2 separate regions of the Mus musculus genome follow, and region 1 is linked to region 2. Evidence: chromatin loops called from intact Hi-C (ENCODE). Cell type or tissue: heart. All regions are shown on one strand.

Region 1 (8,000 bases), 660 kb before region 2:
ACTCTACAGTGATGCCCTTGGCCCAGGGTGCCCTTCTCCTTGGACCTCAGTGCCTCGTGTGGGTCTCTGAAGTGAGAGCCCATGGTTTCTTCCCTTCTTTCCCAGCATGCAAGGAAAGGGCCTTGGCTAGACACATAGTAGCTACAGAAATGCAGAAGATAGCGACCAGCTCCTGGGCTCAGGCAACTGTCAGGCACAAACGCCTTCCTTCATTGGACTTCCTGTGGGGTGGTCTCAGGCTGGTCTAGTTTAGCTCCAAAGTCCATTTCTGTGTGCTCTTGAGTAAGAACCCTATTTTTCCAACGGCACAGTCCACGGTAAATGCACAGAAAACAAGAGGCACGAGCAGGATAGGATCAGAATACTTTAATAAGATATCAGTGTCAAAATACATTTCCTTATAAAGTTAAGCTCCCGTACAGTTATAATGTCGTCAGTAGGAATTTGACAATGCAGTAATGGTCATGAAGTTGTTACATGGACAGGAAAGGTTAATACGAAACTCGGAATATTTCTCAGAGTGTCTTTAGTAGAACTGCAAACGGAAATGCCCTTAACGCTGAGGCAACAACACAGGAAATCAAACACCAGCATTTGCATGTCAATAACCCTTCAAGTTCCGTCGCCCGCCTGCGTGTGTGCCAGGCCACACTGTGCACCGATGCGCAGCTTGGACAACACCATGCCTAGGTAATGTCAGGTAGACTGACCTTCAGAGTTAATTTTTGGTTTGAGCAGCAAGTCCCCTTAGGCTTACTGTACTCTTGCCTGATGGGCTTTGTGTGTGTTGAGAGTTTTATTGTACCCGAGTCAACAACACCTTATGTTGATTGGTATCGCAAACCCAAAAGGTGCTTCCCCTCCCCCTCAGTGAGTTACAAAGTGCTCTTGGAACACGATTTTCAGTGCTTTCTACCTGTTCAGTGTCACACTTCATGTGACTGAGACCTCAGCTAGAGGCTGTCCTTGGAGGTCTGCCCGCTGCTCGCCAGCAGGGGGCGCTGCACCGTGGCTTCGCAGGGTCATTTGCCCGGCAAGCTGTGATCTGTGGCAGGGTGTAGGGCTGGTCAGACCTGCTACCCTCCACCTGGCACCCACTCCCAGTTTAGCTCCAAGGACTAGGTCACTACATTTGTGAATCCTAACTTGCTTTATGAATTCCCATTAAAAACATTTCATGGTAGCTGTGCCAACCCAAACGTGCCGCAGGAGAGAGATTGGCAGTCTCGTAGCTCAGTGTGCTAGAAGGGCTAGCAACATTGCCTGAAAAAAAGTGAGAGCGCTTCCTTCCAGCTCGCCTGCGACATGCCCTCAGAGCCTGCAAGCCCCGAGCCCTCATAGCGGCAACAGCACACACGTACATAATACACTGAGAACACGAAAAGATAGCTTGCAATGTTCCCCCTTAATGACTTCTCTCCTGGGACTGTCACACCGCTGCCATATCACAAAAGCAAAAAGTCACCAGAGAGAAAGAAAGAGAGATCTGTGGCGGTTAGTCAGGCCTGTGGGAGTACTGCACAGGTCTACAGTGTCCAGAACACTGAGAAAAATAAAATTAACAGCCCTAAAAGATCTTAAAAGTGATTCTTGTGAGCAAGATCCCATTTCTAAGCTTTTAGATATTACAGAGTACCCATATATATGATAAACACTAAACCCGGATATAAATTCTTCTTAAAAAACCAAACAAAACAAAACTCAGTTTTGCTTTTGAATAATAGTTAAAAAAATCCACTGGACCCGGGGAGAGATGGGGGCATTACCAGACAGCTTCGAACACCACCGCGTGGCTTCACAGGTAACCCTAGAGTTGATTCTTCACATTGCTTTTTTGCCCCATACTAAGTCGTATGAAAAAACCGGAGCAAAGAGTTGGCTTTAAAAACACAAAATTTTACAATATGGTGATTAGATGTGTGTGTGTGTGTGTGTGTGTGCACGCATACGTGCATGTGTGTATATGTGTGTAGGGGTGTGTGTGTGTGTGTGTGTGTGTGTGCACGCATACGTGCATGTGTGTATATGTGTGTAGGGGTGTGTGTGTGTGTGTGTGTGTGTGTGTATATGTGTGTGTGTGTGTGTGTGTGTAGGGGTGTGTGTGTGTGTGTGTGTGTGTGTGTGTGTGTGTGCACGCATACGTGCATGTGTGTATATGTGTGTAGGGGTGTGTGTGTGTGTGTGTGTATGTGGGGGTGGGGGAGAGGGAGAATCCACAGTGGAGGAAAATCCTTTTCTCTTTGGCAACAAGAACAAGAACACTTGAGTTGAATGACGCCAAAGCTTTCCTAGGGAGAGGCACCAGCCACCATGCTTGTTAGTATGGATATGAATGAGAGAGAGAAAAACCTTTGGGGAATATAAATTAGAAGTAATTCAAGGGAGGGAGGGAGGGGGAAATCTTATAAAATTTCAGAACACTTTCATCAACGGTAAAACATAGCAGGTACAACAACTATGTATTTTTAAAACATGGATAATAAAGTGAGCATGTCAGATAAAGGCCACTGCTTGGTGACCTGGCCAGTAGGCCAGGTTGAGTACATCTCGTAAGAAGTGTGCTGGTGTTAGAGATACCTAATAGCAACACAGATGGAAGTGAAGCTGGCAGGTCAAGACGGCGGGGCAGGCAGGGGCATGCCCGGCCAGAGGCCCTGGCTCAGGTGGCCTGGTCCAGAGCTCTGAGAAGGTCTCTCCCCTGCAGGAGTGTGGAGCTTCCAGGCACGGGCACGTTCACCTCACAGTCATATCTGGTCAGTTCCGGCAACAGGTAAGGCTCGAACGATGGCCCCAGCAGTCGACTGGCCACGCCTGAGAGGAGGGAGAGGAGGGTGTTTTAGAGGACTGGCACACACCTGCTCCGCTGGCTGTAGATGACCAGAGGAAAGGGCATGCATGCAAACAACTGTGTCTCCAGCTTCCAGCAACTTCCGATGCAGCAGCACTCTGGCCCTGGGGCTCCATCCCCTGTTCAGAGGACGGAGCCAGAAGAGGACATGCCACAGCAGTGGTGAGATCCAAAGATGGCTGGAGCGAGAGCAGAGCTCTCTCAGTTTAGAGACAGAGCTGGGTCCCAGTGTGCTCTCCCTTCTGGGGTCCACACTTCCCGTTGCCTGCACTCCTACCAACAGATGCCCTGCCCTTCTTAAATTCACCTCCTTTCGGTCTATGGGCAGAAACGATCTATGTTGAAATTAGTTTTGCTTCGCATTCAACAGCTGGGGAAACCTGTCATTTGCTGACTACAGCTGCCCAGATGTGTATACCGGGGGTGAGTGATGTGTGGTCCTCTCTTTAAACTTTAAACTTTCTCTTTTAAGACTTCTGGCTTGCAAGCCCACCTGCTGGTAAACAACAGAACTGAAATATCAGCCCAGGGCTTTTGGGTTCTTCAGATGGAATTCTAAGAACACAACTATAAATTTTCCCCAACTCTGCTACTGTAGACAAGGCTCTGGAATTTTCTTTCTCAAACCACAGATTGTTTGTGCCGAGCAAAGGCGTCTATGGGAACACTTGTGTGTTTCAGTGGCAATAGCTGAACTTACTGGATCACCAGGCTACCCTCCCATCAGTGAGTCCCCTGTGCAACCTTTCAGAGAAAGCTTGTTACGGTATGTGTATACACTTCAGGCAATGAGCAGCTGAGGAAAGATGTAGACTCTTGGTCTTGCGGGGCCAAGAGCCCGGATGTGATCTGACTGATTACTGGACGATCCCTTCCAGAGCCGTGCACAATCTTCCAGCCTGCCTTTCCAGGGCAGCGAGCTTGTCTTGCTCAGAAGTCCACCACAGCCCTGGGGCCCTTGCCATACCAGCCGCTTCCTTCTACCAAAGCTTCCCCAGCCTGAGACCCACCTTCTGGGGAGCCTGCTTGGCCAGAAGTAACCGTGGCTCTGCCCTTTCTCAGGGACAACAGCCAAAGAGGCCTTTCTTACTTTCTCACACAATCTCAGCTCATCAATGAGGAGCCTGCACCCTCCTGGGCCTTCCTTGTACTTTGAACAAGTCATTGTCAAATCCTTTCTGGGCCTGGTACCATGCAGGCTCTGGAATAAAGAGGAGACTTGGTCCTGCCTAAACCATCTCATGCAGCTTGGCTGATGAAGAGCCCTATGGACTGTAAGCAGTCGCATCAGACCTGAGCAGGGGCTCTGAAGGCAGTCTTGTCCAAACGCAGAGTTGCTTCCTGCAAGTGGCTGCCTCTCAGCTCTCTGGCCAGCCAGGCCACCTGTTTGCATCAGACCCTGGCTATGGTGGGAGTTCCAAAGCACTCACCTGACACCTTTTGAGCTCCTGGAGGACCGTAGTCCTGGAACTGGGAGGCATAGCACTGTGGCGGGAACCCAGTCTTGGCGTTCTCCCCTGAGCTCCTGGTAGATGGTGGCTGGGGAGGTGGCAGGTGTCTCAGTGGCTGGCCCAGGCCTCTCATAGATTTTTGGGTGAATTCATCTGGAGGATCCAAGCCAGAGAGTGAACTGTGGTGCTGTCATTAGGGCAGACAATAGCGCTCTCAGCCTGCTTTCTTTTTCAGAAGTCATGTAGAGACCTCTGAACCGGGATCCTGCTCATGGCATGGATATAACCCATTCTAACAAGGCTCAGGGAATGTGCTCTGAGCCTTCAACCCTCCACCAGACCCCTGGGCCAGGCCTGCTTACCGGGGGCCATGTTCGCACTGATGGTCTTGTCAGGCATCAAAGGACAGGTCCCGCCCATGAGGCTCTTCATACGTTTCCACATCAAGTGTGAACTGCTGGTGCCTGGAGGGTCCCCCTGCAGAGGTGATGTGTAGTTGGAGGAAGTGGGCCAGGGTGGAGTAGGGTGGGTAGCACACAGACCCAGCAGGGGCAGGTGCTCACTACCAGATCTAGCTGTCTGCATCTCTACCCTAGCCTCATCTCCTTCCTGTCCAGTAGGCTGTTCGTTCACAGACATGGCTTACCCCGCTTGTGTCTTGGAAGGCTTGCTCCTCATACTCCAGCTGCCGCTTTAGCTTCAGCTTGTTGGACAGGGCGATCATGGCTGGGCTCATCATGTATGGACCTCGGGCCCCGAAGTCCTTTGCAGACCTGCCAATGCCAAGAGAAGACAGTGGTGGGTGTGAGGCATCTACAGCCTCCCGCTGCCTGGTGTCTTCATCAGAATCTAACACTTATGACTCAGGCGATCTATGGAGGGCAGAATGCTAAAGGGCTTGAGCGGCGGCAGCTCAGCTCTTCCTTCTGTAAGATGCTCAAGAGTTCTGTCACCTGCGCCTCTCTCCGCACACCTGTCCACCTCAGTCCTGCCCTCAGGGGTCCTGCCCAGCTAGATGACAACAGTCTCTAGAAGGATTTCTGCTGAATGCCTTCCTTCCAGAGGACCATCTGGGGTGCTCTATAAAGGGTACGTACTATAGACAAGACACATCAGCTTATGGGACTGCAGCCTACTGGGAAGACAGGAAAATGCTGGTGCCTGTGTGCACCCCACAGAGGCTCCAGGCAGATGGAAAGTACAGGACTATGGAGGAAATACCATAATACCTATCTGTGTCCAAAGGTAGACAGACATCACTTAAAAAAGCCCCTTCTTCTATCTGCTGGGGTCTGGCTCTCACATATCAGAGGAGGACTAGGAAAAGTGCCAGCTGCCTACACATACAGTGAGGGGATATGGTCAGCGGGAAGCTGATGTGACCCTCTAGAGCCTTCATAAGCAGGTGTGTACATGTACTCGCCCTGCCCAGTATGTCCCCTCCAGCCAGACATCTGTCACTAACCTCATCTTGAACATGGAGACATGAGGCGGGGCGCTCGGAGGTTCCAACTGCGATGACCCCACCGGCAGGGCTCCCAGGGATTCAGCACTCTGATCACCCACAGGCCACTTAGTAGGGCCGAAATGTAATGGTGGATCCGGGGGCCACTGCGTGTTGGATCTGCCTCCCATAGAAGAGAGAGGGGTGCTGGCCTGGCCACAGCATGGAGACAGGGACCCTTTGCTCCCAGCATCAAAGAAGATGGAAGACATGGGCCAGTGCTCAGACTCTGTCTTCCTGCTTTCCAACTGCTGCGGGTACTTATCGAGGAAGAAGGGGCCGTGGGTGGCCCCCGGGGTGAGCGGCTGGAAGATGCTGGTCATGGTACTGAAGCAGTGCTGGGGGGTGGGCTGGGGGCTCTCTGGCATGAGCGGCTCCTCTGGGCAGATGGGGCTCAGCTGGAAGTCCTCGCCGTCCATAGGGATGTAGGGTGCCAAGGTCTCCAAATCCAGTTCACTGAAGTCCGTCTGAGGAGACACAGAGCAAAGGGTACATAGTGGCTGGCCCAGCCCTGCCCTGCCTAGGCCTTTTGAAACTGTCAGTCCTCCATTCAAATACCTCTGCTGGAACTGCTCAGATTTGCCATTGAGGGTACAAGGATTGCTGTTGGGATATAACCTGCATCTGTCCCTTCATCCTGTACAGGTTCAGTGAGCTTTCTCCACTTTTGACCTGCAGCCTTCTCTTTCTCTTTTAGCCAGGCCAACTTCTGGCCTCTGTTGCACTGCTCCTTTATCCTATTTGTACCAGCTAATCTTCATCTCCCCCACAGGGACTGCTGTTCTCACTCACCAGTAGATACTCAGGGACACCCATGGTCACAACAGAATACTCATAAGCAAAGACACAAGCTTCAGCCGCGGTCGGTCAGCCAATGACCCCTCACTACAGATAGATCTTTGTACCCAAGACTGGTACTGAAGGAAGTGTGCCTGCTTGTGCTAAGAAGTGTCACAGGCACACGCGCGCGCGTACACACACACACACACAGAGGAAAAAGACATGCACAGAAACAACAAGAGGTTCTGCAGGATAGGATAAGGCCACACACTAAAGAACAATGTGGAAGCTGGGGTGGAGAACTCAGGCTGAGACAATCAAAGGGAGGTGTGAGGATCGCCCCTGGAGATTCTCATCACCACCCTCGCCCACCTCCACCACCACCACTTACACCATTTGTGCAAGACAGAGATGGGGTCAACAGTTAGACAGGAGTGTGGGGCTGAGCAGGGACACAGTAGGAAGGGAGCGCGCCACTCACAAGCTTCCTGACCCCGAAGCTTTGCGCAGCACACCGGGGGTCTCTGCAAAGGAGCCCTCTGTCACCCACGCGCGGGGCCCACCTGGGTACTGCCCGGGTCCCTCGGCTCCGTGTCCATGGCGAAAAGCTTCTCAATCACTTCGATCTTCAAGGGATTCTCCAAGGATGAATAGTAGTCCTCAGGGCTGCTGGGCTGGAGACCAGGAAGGACGAGACCAAGTAAGAACACGGGGCCTGTCTCGCCAGGAGTCCATTGAGAACAGACAAGCATGGTTCTGCACTCTGCCCCGTTCTACCAAGCATCTGTGAAGGGGACTACTATTTACAAGCTGTGTGAAGCAGCTCAGCTCATCAACCTCTCTGAACCTTCGTCTCCCTCTAAGGAGAGGCTTGGATCACTTCCTAGATCAGTGGTCCTTAACTTTCCTGATGCTGCAGCCCTCCAGTTCCTCATGCTGTGCTGACCCCCAACCTCAAAACAGTAATTTGGCTACAGTTATGAATTATAAAGTGAATTTCTGTGTTTTCTGATGATCTAGGTGACCCTGTGAAAGGCTTGTTCGATTTCTCCCGTCAAATAGAGGGATTTGTGTACCACGGGTTGTGAGCTACTTGTCCTGTGTGTCTTGATGTGCAAACTGGATAGAGGCTGTGGCCAGCAGGGCTCTGTGGTTGAAGCCTTTGGTTTGCAGAGACCTGCCTAGGTTCTTGCTGTGATTTCAAGAGTCACGACGTGGATAAGGGTGGAAGACAGATGCTAAGAGCCGGTAGTCAGCTCTAGTGTCTCTCGGAGTATCTGAGCCATCCTTAGGGGCACTGTAACACCCAAGGGAGGCAGTACTTCTCAGGGGGTCTGTCCAGTCATCTGGCAGCAGAGCTTGAGGGGCCCATGAGCCCTGTGTGCTCTCCTGGAGGGTGGGGGCTCACCGTGGAGCA
Region 2 (8,000 bases):
GTCAGGACCATTTCATCCGGTTTCTAAAAGACCAAGCTCAAATCCTTCCTTCTGTTTGCCTCGAGCTTTGCCTATCGTCCCCTTTGTCATCAAAACCTGAAATGCCTTTCTTTCCACTGTCAGCCTGGGCTTTGCACATTCTAAAGTCCACCCTAGTCTTCTGAATTTTCACTTCTCTGTAGTTCGAGGTTCAACCCCACATCCCTAATGGTGTTAAACAGCGCTGGGAAGAGCTGCCTTTCTCTATATTTTACATTCGTATTTCATTGAATGTGAACAAAGGAAAACTAAAACCACCAAATCCAAACCCATGATTCTGTAAAGAAAAGTGAGGCTTGAGAAAAGAACAATAAAAAGTAAAAGAAACTGGTTTTTGTTTGGTTTGTTCTTACTATTAAATTATTGTTCAGGTAGTCTTAAGTTGGGGAAACTTTGTTCAGCCTTACTCTCAGCACAGCCACGCCTGTCCATTCCGCAGCTCTGAACCCAGGCGCCCTGTGCACCTCTCTCCAGGGCGGTCCAAGCTTGGCACGCTGGCTGTATCCTCCGGCTGAGAACTCTGAACATGACCTACACTTTTACACTCATGTGTATGTCTTTCCCCAGCACCTTTCTGGGTTCTCCCAGCTCTTCTACAACACCTTGGTTTTGAACTTCCGATCTACTTCGAGTACCACTCATTTGCAACTAAATTACCACTTAAGTGTCGTGTGTGTGTGTGTGTGTGTGTGTGTGTGTGTGTGTGTGTGTCTGTGTCTGTGTCTGTGTTTGCACATGTATGAATGTACATGTATACATTTATATACGCATATCTATATATGTGTGTATATATATACATATGCGTATATTAATATATGTATATATGTGCATATGAACATATATATGCTACTGTCCTTTCCCTAGAGAGATGAAAGTCCCTTTAGAGTAACCTGTTGCCTCTTTTTATCCTTGGGTTGATTAAAACAGTCAGCTTGGTAGAATTTGACCACATAAGGGGAACTTGGCGGACAGATGAGTTCAGAGATGGCTGAAGTACTCCACAGTAAAGACGGGGTAGCTACTTTGTACCCTCCACATCCCTGCACTTCAGGCTGTGCTACAGAGCCACACCTATGGAATGGTACACCTCTTCATTTCTCCAAAGAAGAGAGCACAAGGGTTTGAGCCCAGGAAATTCTACCCATAACTATGATGCTGTGTGTGTACTTGGGTGACAGGCATGGGGGGAAGGTGGTCCTTTTGTGACTTGTCTCCATTTCTAGCTGTGTGGCTGGGGTCCCCATACTCATTTCTGAGATCAGTCACAGCATCCCCCAGTCAGAACCAGCTCCACCATTTGAGTCATGCTTTGAGCTTCTCTCAGTCTTGTTTTTAATCTGTCCAATGCCTGTCATATCCAATTCACACTTGCTATAAGGCAGAAGAGATAATGATTTTGAAAGCACTTTACGTTATCACACACAATAAAAATGTCAGGGCCACAGCATATGAATCTGCAGGGCTAATAAATAGCCTGGGAGACCAGACAGACTGTTCCCCACTGGGCAAACAGTGAGCCATGGGAGGTGAGGGCTCAACCTCCAACCCACCTGTGCTTGCCATGCGACCTTGGGGACCCACTTAGCTTCTCTGGAACTCAATGTCCTTGTCTGGAAATGTTGCTTGTGCACTAGAAGATCTGGTCTACAGCCAAATCCAGTATAAATGGAAGAACCTTGGAGAACAGATATTAAGCAAGAAGCTCTGACTGAACACTTCCTTAGAAGAGCTGAGGAGAGAGAGTAGCGTCCTGTTCTGCTCTGGCTTTGGAGGAGCCCCCAGTTCAGTGTTGCCAGAGAAACTCAGATACATCCTTCCAGCCGGCGCATGGATGTGGAAGACTTGAACCTTCTGCTCATCTTTTCTGCCTTCTGCCCACTGCTTATGCCCTCTGAGACCCTCCTGCAACAGGCCCCACCTTCCTGATACTCTAGTCAAAAATCCTCTTCCCCTTTTATACAAAACCACAGATGTTTAGCACTGAAGTCTGTTTGTGAAGCTGGTTAGCCCCCCATGCCCCTTTGGGCATCACGGCGAACAGCAGTGAAAGGAGAGTGGGTGAAGGGGTGGGGGTGAGACTGAGGTCGGGATCCTAAAGTTTGCCTGCTGTCTACTTTAATGGAAGCCACAGACCTCCCAGCGTTGAGCTGTGGTTTACAAGGGTTGCCCTGAAAGCCTCTTTAGTAACCATGGTTTCCAGAAGGCTCTCCCACATCCAGGAGCATAAAAAGAGCAGGTCCCCTCCCCCCATCTCCCCCTAAAAGCTCCATGTCCTTGAAAATATATATTTAAAAATGTGAAGTAGAGTGACATGCCAAGGGCATGTGCACCCTCTGACCCTCCGATATTCATGAAGTTATCTGCTGTCAGCAGAGTGATTCTCCCACAGCTCTTCATAAGGCAGCACAGACAGCCCTCTGTGAAGACCAAAGAATCGGGGGAAAACATATCCATCCGTAGCAACACTTGCTCCAGATAGAAACATGTAACAAACCTGAAGATAGAGATACCCACTTCCTAACTGAATGCTGCTCCTACAAGAAGAGAGAAGCAAGCGGGGAGGGGGTTGTTTTTTCTGACTGCCCACGTGCCAAGGTTGGATGCATTTGGTTTAAGGTATATTGGCGAGGCCTACTTCAAAATCCCTCCTATGTGACAGTGGAATCAGCTAACAGTTAGCTCAATTTCAGAAATAGTGTTTGATCCTACAATATCTTGACAATCAAAGTCTGCAAGCATAAAATCTTAAGATTCAAAGTCCTGACTTCCTATCACCACAAGCCCTTTTGAGAATACGGCATTCTAAACAGATGGGCAAAGCAAGCTGGTGTTATGTTTGTAGGACCTATAGAGGGGACACTGGGGGTGAGGACCTTTCTGGTATGTCATCAAATGAGCTAAACAGTTGTTTAGGAAGAGGGGGCTTCCTACCAGAAAGACGGCTTTATAAAACTACTCACTAGGCTACCCAGGATAAAGCCAGGAGGCACAAAAACCCTCCAGTCTGAGCTCCACGTGTCTCTCCAAGGACAGAGAGACCCACCCACACACAGTCGCTCAGCCAAGTCCACCAGGGACTTGCAGATTCCTTCCACCAACCTATGCACCTGCATTCCGGGTTCTCTCCCAACTTGCAAGCCACCTGTACTGCCCACTGTTGGGAGGGCACGGGGGGGGGGGCAAGGGATAGTGCCCATCTGTCAAATCTCGTCTTTCATACCCTACTGTATATGTCTCTTCAGCTAGGAAATAAAACGTGCCTCTTCAAGAAAACTGAGCCGCACATGCACACACAGACAGCCCAGAGCCCCAGGACCAATGCTCAGGCAGCAAGTCTTTCCCTGGGACCCGGGACTCCCGGACGTGGAGGACCGACTCACCCAGTCCTCGAAGTGACGGCTCCCATTCTGCAGCAGCTCCTCGAACTGGATGGTGCAGTTGGCCACGAAGTCGTCGTAGCCGATAGGAGCGTCGTGAAAGACAGCCAGCTCGATCTTGCGCCCATTGCACACATCGGTGACGAACTCATCGTGCCAGGCCGGGCTGTTGGTCTTTTGCTTGGTGGCTGTTTGGCCGATGCGCGAGTCGTCCACGTTAAGGGCAATGTAGGGGTCCAAAAGGAACGTCTGTGGCCGGGGTCCCACCGCATGGCGCAGCGACCAGGCTGTGGGCTTCAAGCTCACCGCCTCGCAGATTTTGATCTTAAGAAGGCCATTGAACACTACCATGGTCGGGGCGGGGGTCACTCCGTCCGCCCCGAGGGCAGGATTGAAGAGCAGGAGCAGGCGCGCCGGGAGCCTGGGGGACTCCTGGGTCCCCTCTTGCCCCACCCCACTCACTCGCTACACCTTGTGGCGCTGCCTCCTGGCGCCGCCGATTCTCAGCGAGTGCATGTATTTCCTCGCCGGATTCCTAACGGAAAACAGGGAGGGGGGAGAGCTGGAGACGTCCGTTTTTTTGGAGCAAGTCTCTCCCCCCCACCACCGGCGACACCTCCACGGCAGGAGACGAGCTGTCGCCTCCGCTGCAAGCCGCGGGGGCTGCCTCGCCGCCTCGCTGGTTCTTCGGGTCCGTGTGCGGAGAAGCAGGCGCCGCGCCCGGCGCTCACCTACCTTTCCGAAACATAATCCCCGGGCAATTTCGACTCCCGGAGGGGGAGGGGGCGGCGGGACGGGGCGGGGACGAGAACCGGGGGCACAGATTTCAACCCGGATCCTCTTCGCCCACCCAGCGCCTGCCTCGGACGGCGCGGGGCGGAGGGTGGACTGAGGGATGTGCAGTCTATCCGGAGGGATGCATGTCGAGAGGAAATGGTCCTCCCCGGAGCCAAATTTTTAAAAAATCCACAAGCCGCACGATCAGCCCCGCCGTCACCTCCCGGGTTAAGCAGAGTCGCGCCGTAGCCGGCGATCGCGAGGCGCCCGGTGCCTGGGATCTCACATCCGCGCGGGCTTGGGAGGTAGAGGTGGCCGCCACTTGGGTTCGGGGCGCAGGCCGGCACCCGGCGGTGCGCAGCGCGGCGGCCGGGCAGGGACTGCGACTCCGCGCGGCCCCTCCTCCCGCCCGCCGGCGCCCGCCCGCCCGCCGCGCTCCCCGCGTCCGCGCTCTCGGCTGCCGCCGGCTCGCCGCCCGCCAGAGCGCTCAGCCCGCGATCTGCTTCCCTCGATCGCTGTGCGAGCGATTCTCCCTCCCTCTAATGCAGGAAATGCGCAAAAGACGTCAGTGTGTGTGAGTGTGTGTGTGTGTGTGTGTGTGTGTGTGTGTGTGTGTGTGTGCACGCGCGCGCGCGCGCGCCACTGTTTGGGGAAATAGAAAGTTTTGCCGGTTGGGGGAGCAATACGGGAAAAGTGAGCCGAGCAGAAAAGAGCAGGAGCGGGCCGGCCGGGTCCGTTTGCCGTGGCGCGCGGGGGAGCTGAGGAAGGACTCCGCGCGGAACCCAGGAGTGTGGCGTCGCGGAGGTGCGGGAGCGACTGTCGCAGGCCGAGTCTGTGCTCCTCGGATCTGCACCAGGAGAGCGGGGTCTGGACCCGGAGAGCAGCGGGCCGCGCTTTTCTCTCGCACCCTGCGGCCAACACTATCACTTAAAACTGGGCCTGGTGGAATGGAGGGGGTCGCAATGTCCAAGAAGACTAATCACCTTCCCCCACTCTGCCTGGACTGCGGCGGTCACCAGTCGCCCGCGGAGAGCTGGCCTATTTGTCACTCTGCCCTGGGATTCTCTACTGTGCCGCGATGGGGGAGGGGACACCCGGACTGCTGAGCCCTTCGGCTGGGTGTGAGTTTTGAAACCCTCTTTTTTTCCCCCTTGAGGAGACTCTCCCCTCTGGGGATTTGTTCTGGGCCTGATTGGGTTGCGAGAACTTGTGGAAGACTAGTAGAACCTGGGCCCGGCCTGGTTCGAATGTCTGTTTATTTCTCAAAGTGACTCCTCCTACTTATGCGGGACCTTGTGTGTGCCCCTTAAGAGGACAAGGCTTGATCCGCGCCCTGACAACCGGCGTTCGGGCTGCGGGAAAGCCCGATGCGTCCTCCTGGGGTCCAGTGGCTGTATCCATACTAATTTCCTCGGTAACCTTTAAACTCTCTGGAAGCAGCCGCGACGGCGGCTGGTCACGTGAGGCGAGCCCTGGGCTGCTGGGGAAGAATTTCCTGGGCCAGGGACCAGGACCGGGAAGGCGGGCGGCAGGGAATGGCTCTGTGCCGAGGGGGACTGGGAACCTGGGAGCGCCGGGCGGGGCGCGCCAGGCCCCGGGCGCCGCGCAGCGGGAACTTCCAGCCTGCGCCCGGGAAGGGGTTCGTCCCGCAGCTCTCCGCCGTGTGAGTGGAAAAAGAAAACCTCCGCCCTCACCCGAGTGCCAAGGCAAGTCCGGCTGTTCGTTCGGATGGTGAAAAGCTAAGTGTTTATCTGGCGACTCTGATAAGTGTGGATCAAAATGTACAAACCGCATTCCATTCACTTTTTCCTCTGTGGAAAAGGGTTATCATTTCTTGTAGTTTAAAGATGAGAAGGCAGTCTCCAGGAATGACATACCAAGTACAGTACACACACACACACACACACACACACACACACACACACACACAGAGTTCAGGGGTTTGAGTTCAGGCAGATCTCCTCCTAAAGTTTAAGTGTGCAGTCACGCCCCCTCCCCGTAGCTCACTTACTTTCCTGACAGCCAGTCCTGTTGCGTGGGATAAAAATGCACCTTTGCTATACAGATGCTGATAAAAATGCACCTTTGGCAATGATTATGGCCTTAAGATCATTGGCGCCTAAAAAATAATTTTAAAACTTCCTATAAGGACATGCAGCAAAACGTAATGACAATGAGACTTTCTCTCCAGGCTATGTGTTTAAGAAGCAGGCCCAGTGCTAAAAGAACAAAACAAAACAAAACAAAAAACCGGTAGGGATACACTCTAGGTTAAAGAATGCCCCCCCCCAAATCATTAAACAAAATGGTATTTAAAATATTTTTGAATAAAAGGTAATATTTTTAAAATAAAAGGTATTATTAATTTTCAGGATGAATAGAACATGCTAGTTTTAGGTCTTTTTAAATAGTTCACTAAGTACAGTTCTCTTTACTCAGGTTCTTGGCATCCATCAAGATTTTCACATAAACGGAAGGCTTCATTTGCCCTACTCTGCCCCGGCCCTGCTGGGCAGTCCAGCCAGGCAGGGATTTCTTGAAGTTAGAGATCCGAACTTAACTAGTTGGTGTTTCTTGATATGTCTCCAATTTTGTCTGATGGGCCCTATCTTACGTGCAAATAGAGTTGGAATCGGAAAATCATAGACATGATCCCTTCTTTTTTGGCATACTAAACAAGAAATAAATTTAAAATTAAACACTGAATTTGAACTTTAGAGTTTGTTTATCCCCCCCCCCTCCACTCCTCCCACACCCTGCTTCTACCAGCAAACAAAATGCCAGTAGCTTGCATTGGATGAATGTTTATATTAAAAGGGAGAAGTTGGGTATTCTCTGTGCAAACAGTGTGCTCATTACATCTTTGTTTCTAAATAAATCTCTCACCTTCCCACTCTCTAACCTAGCCACATAAAAACTCCCCAGGGACACCATGGATATGTGAGACACTAGCTTGTCAAAATCTCTCTCTCTCTCTCTCTCTTTCTCTCTCTCTCTCTCCCTCTCCCTCTCTCTCTCTCTCTCTCTCTCTCTCTCTCTCTCTCTCTCTCTCACACACACACACACACACACACACACCCTGATTTCAAGACAGGGTCCCACTAAGTAGTTCTGGCTGTCCTGGAACTCACTATGTAGACCACCCTGGCCTTGAACTCACAGAGATCTTCTTGCCTCTACCTCCCAAGTGCTGGGATTCAAAGGCATGAGTATCTATGCTTGATATAAGGGAGCACTCTTAAATTTACCTGGAGGAGAGGTAGGTTTAAAATAACCTGCTTCAGACTCCAGGTGAATAGGAAAACAGGCCCTTGCCAGCTAGGGCTTACAATATAAACTTCTGATCCTAATTACTGCCTGGTTGGTCTTCCTCTTGGCCCTTGTATACAATGTAAAGGGCAGGAAGGCAACTATGTATACATTGAGTTAAATGCCCTTTGGATTGTAACAATAGTCTAGTTATTTCGTAATCTCTGAGAAATGGCAGGGGAGAGGAAGATAAAAAATGATGTAAGAATGTACAAAGACGATGAAGCTGGGGTGCGTGCAGAAAGGGCTAATGGTCCAGCGTGGTGAGGCTGCCCAGGGCGGTACAACCCATGTTGCAACAGTTCCCGGAACAGGAGCAGCATCCCTTGCCTGGGGGAGCTTAGAGAAGCATCACTACAAGGCCTTTTGAGTAAGAACCATCGGCAGCAGAATGGGAAAGACATAGGAGGCAAAAGAGAACAGACTGTGACACAGGAACTATTCAGCCTGGCTTATACAGGTGGGAACAGGAGAGGAGGTGGGCAGGAACCTAGCAGT

Evidence for each region. Peaks named below come from ENCODE experiments on the same cell type or tissue, not always from the same donor. Only the 100,000 strongest peaks of a DNase experiment are listed, where the experiment ranks them.
Region 1: a loop joins it to region 2, with 2.1 times the contacts of the local background. A loop is called at or near these places in 9 of 42 quality-filtered maps.

The regions. Positions count from the first base shown.
Region 1 is chr17:86,825,762-86,833,761 of GRCm38, reverse strand. Epas1 (endothelial PAS domain protein 1) reads right to left here. Exons shown (of 16, transcript NM_010137.3): 10 at 7,992-8,000; 11 at 7,147-7,257; 12 at 5,765-6,270; 13 at 4,946-5,072; 14 at 4,662-4,776; 15 at 4,279-4,452; 16 at 352-2,811. The coding sequence ends at 2,660. Among named protein-coding and RNA genes, the nearest start is that of Epas1, 76 kb to the right of the region's middle. In heart, CTCF peaks have their summits at 986 (motif pointing right) and 3,372; a DNase peak (open chromatin) is centred at 991.
Region 2 is chr17:86,164,360-86,172,359 of GRCm38, reverse strand. It overlaps Prkce (protein kinase C, epsilon), which reads right to left and starts at 4,575. Exons shown (of 15, transcript NM_011104.3): 1 at 3,420-4,575. The coding sequence starts at 3,767. Gm5817 (predicted gene 5817) reads left to right here and starts at 4,875. Exons shown (of 2, transcript NR_165800.1): 1 at 4,875-5,899; 2 at 6,633-6,893. In heart, CTCF peaks have their summits at 3,887, 4,896 and 5,788; DNase peaks (open chromatin) are centred at 3,949, 4,729, 5,219, 5,659 and 2 weaker places; H3K4me3 peaks cover 5,168 bases; H3K27ac peaks cover 3,444 bases.